Regions from separate parts of the Homo sapiens genome. Here regions 2 and 3 are each linked to region 1. Evidence: chromatin loops called from intact Hi-C (ENCODE). Cell type or tissue: heart left ventricle. All regions are shown on one strand.

Region 1 (2,500 bases):
ATTACATATCCAGTTAGCTGTACTTCCTGATGGCTTACATTTCATATCCAAAATTCCATGCCATCAGATGGAAAATTTGAGTGTCAGTAGGACTGCCTATGCTCATTTGCTACGCTGAAGGAGCAAACGCAGAAGTGTCTGCAGAGTAGGATCTCTACATGGATATGTTTATAAATCTTTGCAGTGAAATTTGTCTATGTGGATGTGTTTATAAATCTACTACAGTGAGATTATTGAAAGTACACATCAGGAGGCTTCCTATCTATACGAAGAATAGGCACCAAATAAAGATTTCTTCTGAACTTTTTTGTGAATTGTTCCTTACCTTGGAATAGATGTCAAACTTAGCTTTTCATCAATCTTGAAATGATTCAGCTATATTTTCAGCAGCTATTTAGAGACCGTTCATAGCTCTATATTTAGAAGTGATCTAGCAAATATTTCTGACCAAAAGTGAAAAATCTAACTATATTTGTGTGAATCCTATATATCTCACAAAATACCCCCTTCCTTATTGTTAGTCTGGTTTCTGGTCTATATTTATGGAGTGGGTGCAAATGATTATTTGGCTTTGATTCTTTATGAGTTCTCTAGCAGTACTCCAGGATTTAGTGAGATATTATATTTCTCTTTTTGCAGTTTCCATTGTTACATTTCTAACAAATAAGTCTCTTGACATCTTTAGGGGCAAATCTGAAAGCTGCCACACTCTTGTCACAGGGCCAGGTTAGAAATGCCACTACAGAAATGCCATGGCCAGGTTCCATTCTGCTGCCTCTGCTGCCTGTCATGTGGAACCACAGTCCTCTTTACCTGCCCCAGCATCCAGTTACTATAGTGATTAAGCTAGAGCTGTACATCTCGTTCTGAAGTGTGCACAGCCGAAGCAAAGACTCTACCAACCTGGAATGCTAGTTGTAAAATTGTTTATTTTAACTGAAGAATTTCTCAAAATATAAATATCACGAAGACAATAATGCACACTGGAAAAACTGAGCAGGAACGATTCTGTTAACACTCTAAGTTGCAAAGTGACAGCTGGTAGCTTTTGTGAATTGCAAAATAACATTAGCCTGGCTGGAACATCTCCACTGCGGGGGTAAATACTTCCAGGCATTGGCCAGACAATGAGACTAAGTAAAACCTTCTGAGAATCTCAAAATGTGATTGCTGAAAGGTCAGGTTAGCAATTTTCCTTTTTAATATTCAAAACAAGCAGTGGAAGTGGAGGGGGTGGTACTACGTCCAGGTTGGAGGCTATTGGCAAAAAGCCCTCTTGAAATTGTAGGCTGAGAATGTAATTCAGGGGAATCCACATATACCTTGGTAAAGAAACCTTTGTTGAACACCTAAGTCCCCACTCGGCCACTAACATGCTGCGAGACACCAAACAAGTGACAATTTCTTTGTGCTTCATTTCCTTCATCTGTAAAATGAGATATGTGGACGAACAGCCTTTAAGATCTCAGCCAGCCCTGAAATTCTCTGATTCTAAAAGGGAAAATTATACAAAAATGAAGCTGAGCTTCAGTTGTGGTCTGTGGACAGCATCCCCTTATTTTATGATCGAAACACTTAAATTGACCAGTCCATTTAACGCAAGTCATAGTTACTTTGACTGGGATAGTCAAGAAACCCTTTTCAATTTCTTTCTTGTTTGCTGTAGGGCCTTGTTAGGACACCTCAGAAACACTGTCTTAAACAATTTGCAAAGAAGAGAGTTAAAAAGATCCTCCCACTTCACGCTTCATTAAATCGCACCACAGGCAATCCTCTCAAGCATCCACAGCTTCCAGGAAGCATGGGATGAGATAACTAAAGGTCAGCACATAAAATACAATTGTCCTCAAGTTCCTCTGGCACCATTTTACTCTCTAGTCTTTTTCACAGGATTTAAAATTTATATTAAACACATGGAGACTTTACTGACATAAGCATCCACTGTAAGAAAAAAGAGAGTAAAAAAAAAAAGAGAGAGATATAAAATTGTTTGGGAAAAAGACCAAGTAAGACAGGAAGTGAAAGCCAAACATGTAGAGAGGAACAGACATTCAGAGGGTGCTTACGGATCAAACGCTGCAAGCAGGAAGTTAAGGAGGAGGCTGATGGACTGCTCCACATGGATTTGGTGAGTGGTTGGCATCCGTTTGTTGAGCTGGTAAAAAATAGTGGAGAGCACAGCCTCTAAGCGGGACACGTTGAGTTCAGTGTTTGGGTCCAGGTTGTTCAGAGCATTTTCCCGCAATGCTTCTATGACATTCCATATGTCCACCAGGTGCACTACAATTAAAGCAGAGTTAACACATCAGCCCAAAGTAATGGAAGGCAAATACATCAGTTTACATGACCCTCTGTCCTGTTTTTTTCTAGGTATCTCACATGTGTGCAGCTGTTGCAGGGGGTCAACATAAGTAAATGAACATAGGCTGTGCATTATCTCTAAGACTTGATGTGCATTACATAATAGCAAGCAAATGATTTACTGACCACCACAATAGAT
Region 2 (2,500 bases), 150 kb after region 1:
GAAAAGCTATGGAGTGAAAAAATGACCTTGAGAAACTTAGGAAAACATTGAGTTTTCTTCCAGTGTTAAAGTGATCATTACGATCATTATTAAAGATTCAGTTTGTCGTTACCTTACAAATGTGCACTAAGGACTCCTAAAGGGCAACAATTGAAAGCATGAATTCACTATTTTGAAAATAAATTCAAATACTTAGTATACATTAAAATATTTTCTTCAGTACAGGGAACATTAGAAAGAATGTGATGAGCTGTTTAGAATATTATGTCGTCTTTTCATATTTATTGTAATAATGGATTCATTGTGCAAAGGTCTCAACATTCTGGCAGGCTGCAGCAATACTAGGAAACGCTAATGCCAGTTACATTTTATATCCATATTAGGCTGAAGGAAAAAGACTGGTTGAAATGAACTAAAAAATATGTTCTTCTTTTGCTCAAAAAATTTTTTAAGCCTCAGTGCTGTTCTTTTCAGATTATAAAGTGAGGTGCCAAATTGTATATTTCTCAGATATTCTTGATGATTAAAAATATACAAATCAACAGTGACTAACCCAAACTTGTAACTCAAAAATAGAGATGTTTAAGTGACTACAAATCCTTGGAGAGCCTTTTGACTCCCTAGTAAGATTTAAATGTTTTAATGTCTGTAATCCCAGAAAGCCTTTTAAACTAATGAGTGTGTTTAAACTGGAATCTTTTAAAAGTTATTTTACTAGCTGCTATGCAATTTTATTCTCTATGTACCTCAACTAATAAACATAAACATTACAAGTAGTCATAAATAATTAACATTCACAAAAACATCCTCTTGATGATAATACAGTCGACTCCTACATGTTCCATGAATTATTCAGTTTTGTGGCTTTTTGGCTATCTCCTTTATTTCTGCAGTTTCACTCTCTCTATATGTACTTCCACTACTTACTAAGAATTCCACTAGAGGGTGAATAGGACAATAAAAGGATATAAGTGGGCCACGATCTGGTGAGGGAAGCTTGAAACTACTTACTCAAAAGAGATTTAGCTTATTTTTTTTATTTAAAATATCAATGTTATTCCCATTTTCTATTATCCCTCACAATTACATTGGCCATGATAAGAGTGATAGATAATTTAGAGAGAACAACATAATATACAGCTGAAGAAAAATGTAATTTTTGATGAATTATACAGTTTTGTTCTAGCCGGGTAGATCTAGATTATATTATATAGCAGGAGCTTATAATTTTATAGGTATAAAAGATGATGCTTAATAATGTATGGATATTTAACAAATCATGTAATTAAGGAATATACAATCTGATTGCTGTGAATTACATAATGATAATTTTATTAAGATTTCATGTTGGCATCTACCCTCAAAATGTGGAGCAGAAAACATAATCTCAGCTTTTAAAAAAGGCAGTTTCTATCATATAATCTGAAATATGTTTAAGGTTAAAATTGGGATACTGGTCAGATGCTTCTGACCAAGAGCCTAGACAAGGAAACTGGATCTTGGGATTTTGTTGCCAACATTTCTGGTTTACCCAATGAATATATTCTCAAAACACCTGCAGAGAATAATAAAGAATAAACAGATTTCCTGAAAATCATGAAATATGTGGAATTGAAGGTAAAATCAGAAACAGGCTAATTAACACATTGCTTATGATTCTTTTGTCATATTGTGTTTAAGCCCAGGAACTGGGGATAGGCTGCTGCCATAATTTAAGAGTGATTCTTGTAGACTCTTATCACAAAATAAGAATGTGCTAATGCAAATCACATACTTTTTAATGAGTGTTAATTTTGAAAGTTAAACTAACATCATGCATTCTTCTTTTATTAAGATTTCAAAATATTTGGGTATGTGCTTTACCACCATGGCTAAGAACCCATGGGCTCTAATTATAATTAAAAGCAGCAATGGTTAACACAGGAGAGGCCCTGAGGAACCAAGAGCCATGACACATCTTGCCACTCTTAGGTACAAAGTCACTGTACCCACTAAAGACTGGCCATGTCTCCAGAATGTTACCAGAAATAGTCGTCAAATTCCTTTTTTTTGTTTGTTTCCAGTTATACCTAATACTCAGAGATGTTTGCAGTAGCCTGCTGCTAAGTTATGGCATGCTAGTTACTCACATGAATTCCAGGTAGTGTTAGTTTGGGACAGGGCAGTGCTGCTGTGACATTTCTGGGAGGGTCTGAATTTCTGTAAGCAGAGAGATTTCACACTGGAGCCAAGGCAGCATGATTCCCTGAGAAAGCCAGTCTGGGCCAGGTGCGGTGGCTCACGCCTGTAATCCCAGCACTTTGGGAGGTCGAGGTGGACAGATCATGAGGTCAAGAGATCGAGACCCCCCTAGCCAACATGGTGAAAACCCATCTCTACTAAAAATACAAAAATTAGCTGGGCGTGGTGGTGCGTGACCATAATCCCAGCTACTCGGGAGGCTAAGGCAGAAGAGTTGCTTGAACCAGGGAGTCGGAGGTCGCAGTGAGCCGAGATCGCG
Region 3 (2,500 bases), 440 kb after region 1:
AAGAAGTCAAGTGGGAGATAACCTGATTTTGGCTGCATCTCACCCGTGTCAGAATGGTTCTGGAGCTGGAAAAGTGAGGTAGAGTGGAAGTGGATCAGAGAGGGATGCCAGATTTCAACAGCAGCCAGTGACTGTTGTTATCTTCTCTGGCCCACCAGGATTTTAATTGATTTCCAAATAGAATAGAGTAGTTTTGATGCAGGACAGGAGAGCCCCAAAATTGGGACTTACCCCAGGAAAGAATTCAAGGGCAAATCAGTGATGTTCAACAGCAACTTTTATTAAAGCGGCAGTGTACAGCAGCAGCAGAGATATTGTTCTTTGTGAAGCAGGGCTACCCCATAGGCAGTGTACCCATTCTTCACTCATATTTATAACCACTTTAATTACATGTAAATTAAGGGGTTAGTTATTCCAAAAGTTCTAGAGAAGGGGTGGTAACTTCTGGGTCTTTGCCATGGAAAGGGGCAGTAGCTTCCAGGTGTTGCCATGGCAATAGTAAACTGAGATGGCACTGGTGTTATGAGATCTTTGGGGCCAGAAACATCTGTGGCCAGAGGTGCCTTTGGCCGAGTTCTTGTCCCACATCCAGGAAGAATGAGATATGCAGAAAAGTGGAAGGTGAACAAGATAGATAGGAGCTTTATTGAGTGTTACAATAGCTCAGAGGAGACCTGCAGTGGGTATCTCTTCTCTGTAGGCAGATCATAATCCCATCAAGTGTTCAGCTCTCAGCAGAGAGAAGGTCCTTGAGAGGGTAGCTCGTCTCTGCAACTTGTCTTCTCCATGTCTGCAGCTCTCAGCAGAGAGGAGGCCCTGAAGAATGTGGCTGCTCTCTGCCTGCAGGTTATTCTAGAGCCTCTGCAGCTATCAGCAGAGAGGGTAGCCCCTCTCTGAAGCTGGTCCTCCCATCCTCTGCCCTGCTCTGGTTGAACCCAAGGCTTTTATGGGCCTCAGAGCAGGGAAGTGTATGCTCATTGGTCCATGGGAAGCCATGAGCAGGCCCAGGATAAAGCATCATGAGCTCCCCTTCCAGTGTGCAGGACTGCCAGCCCACCTCCTAGGCTTCAGGCCTGCCCTGGCGTGGAGATGGGGTTTCACTGGAGACCTGCCCCCTTCCACACAGGATCCTGTCTGCCTCCTGTGGCCATCCATGGTACCCAGGCTGCTGGCACCAAGGAGCACTTGCAGGCCAGTGCCCAGCCACCCTCAACCTCCCATTAGCTTCCCCTTCCAGAGGGGAGCCCAAAGTCAGGAGGGGCAGAGGCAGCAGGGGGCTGGCATGTCAGTACTGCCCTGAGCATGTGCACACCCAGCTGGGCTGTGACAGTGCCCGGATGTGGTCCCAACCCCCAAGATTGGAGCAGGTTCCAGGAGCTGGGAGAGGCCAGGCAGTGAGAACAGGGATCTTCGAGCCTGTGTGGCAAAGGGGGCCTTCCCAGGCCCCCCAAGAGTACAGGGCTGCCTGGGTGGGCAGCCCTGGTTTGGGTGGCTGCAACTGCACCCTGGGGGGCAGAGCTTCTGTCCGCTCTGTGGGATGGGAGGCCCAGATCCACAGCCACAATTTGGACAGCTGCAGCCCTGCCCAGGAGGGCAGGTCTCCTGCCTACTCCCAATTCCCAAGAGCACAGGGGTGCCCAGGTCTTGGCTATTCGGGCTCTTTTTTGGTTCCATATGAATTTTAAAATAGTTTTTTTCTAATTCTGTGATGAATGTCAATATAATGGGAATAGCACTGAATCTATAAATTACTTTGGGCCGTGTGGCCATTTTCACGACATTGATTCTTCCTATCCATTAGCATGAAATGTTTCTCCATTTGTTTGTGTTCTCTCTGATTTATTTTAGCAGTGGTTTGTAGTTCTGGAAGGGGTCCTTCACTTCCCTCGTTAGGTGTATTACTAAGTATTTTATTATTTCTGTGGCAATTGCGAATGGGAATTCATTCATGATTTGGTTCTCTGCTTGCCTGTTGTTGGTGTATGCAAAAATGTTAGTGATTTTTGCACCTTGATTTTGTATACTTAGACTTTGCTGAAGTTGCTTTTGGGCTAAGACTATGGGGTTTTCTAGATAGAGGATATTGTCATCTGCAAACAAGGATAGTTTGACCTCCTCTCTTCCTATTTGAATACGCTTGATTTCTTTCTCTTGCCTGATTGCCCTGAACGTCCAATACTATGTTGAATAGGAATGGTGAGAGATGGCATCCTTGTCTTGTGCCGGTTTTTAGGGGGAATGCTTCCAGCTTTTGTCCACATGGATGATATTGACTGTTGTTTTCATAGATGGCTCTTATTATTTTGAGATATGTTCCTTCAATACCTAGTTTATTGAGAGTTTTTAACATGAAGGGATATTGAATTTTATCAAAAGCCTTTTCTGCGTGCATTGAGATCATCATGTGTTTTTTGTCTTTAGTTCTGTTTATGTGATGAATTGTATTTATTGATTTGCATATGTTGAACCAATCTTGCATCCCAAGGATGAAGCCAACTTT

The links. Hi-C counts contacts between places; a loop is a spot of excess contacts. Peaks named below come from ENCODE experiments on the same cell type or tissue, not always from the same donor. Only the 100,000 strongest peaks of a DNase experiment are listed, where the experiment ranks them.
Region 2: a loop joins it to region 1, with 2.0 times the contacts of the local background. A loop is called at or near these places in 11 of 110 quality-filtered maps.
Region 3: it touches region 1 in a loop (4-fold over the local background); 47 of 110 quality-filtered maps call a loop at or near these places.

Annotation. Positions count from the first base shown.
Region 1 is chr18:34,793,817-34,796,316 of GRCh38, reverse strand. DTNA (dystrobrevin alpha) reads right to left here. Exons shown (of 23, transcript NM_001386795.1): 4 at 2,067-2,280. Among named protein-coding and RNA genes, the nearest start is that of DTNA-AS1, 27 kb to the right of the region's middle. In heart left ventricle, no CTCF peak of the experiment used is centred here; no DNase peak of the experiment used is centred here; H3K27ac peaks cover 474 bases.
Region 2 is chr18:34,642,619-34,645,118 of GRCh38, reverse strand. It overlaps LOC124904281 (a long non-coding RNA gene), which reads left to right. Exons shown (of 2, transcript XR_007066335.1): 2 at 1-2,500. It also overlaps a transcript of DTNA not described here. Among named protein-coding and RNA genes, the nearest start is that of DTNA, 66 kb to the left of the region's middle. In heart left ventricle, a CTCF peak has its summit at 954; no DNase peak of the experiment used is centred here.
Region 3 is chr18:34,349,719-34,352,218 of GRCh38, reverse strand. No RefSeq gene overlaps it. Among named protein-coding and RNA genes, the nearest start is that of NOL4, 130 kb to the right of the region's middle. In heart left ventricle, no CTCF peak of the experiment used is centred here; a DNase peak (open chromatin) is centred at 1,318.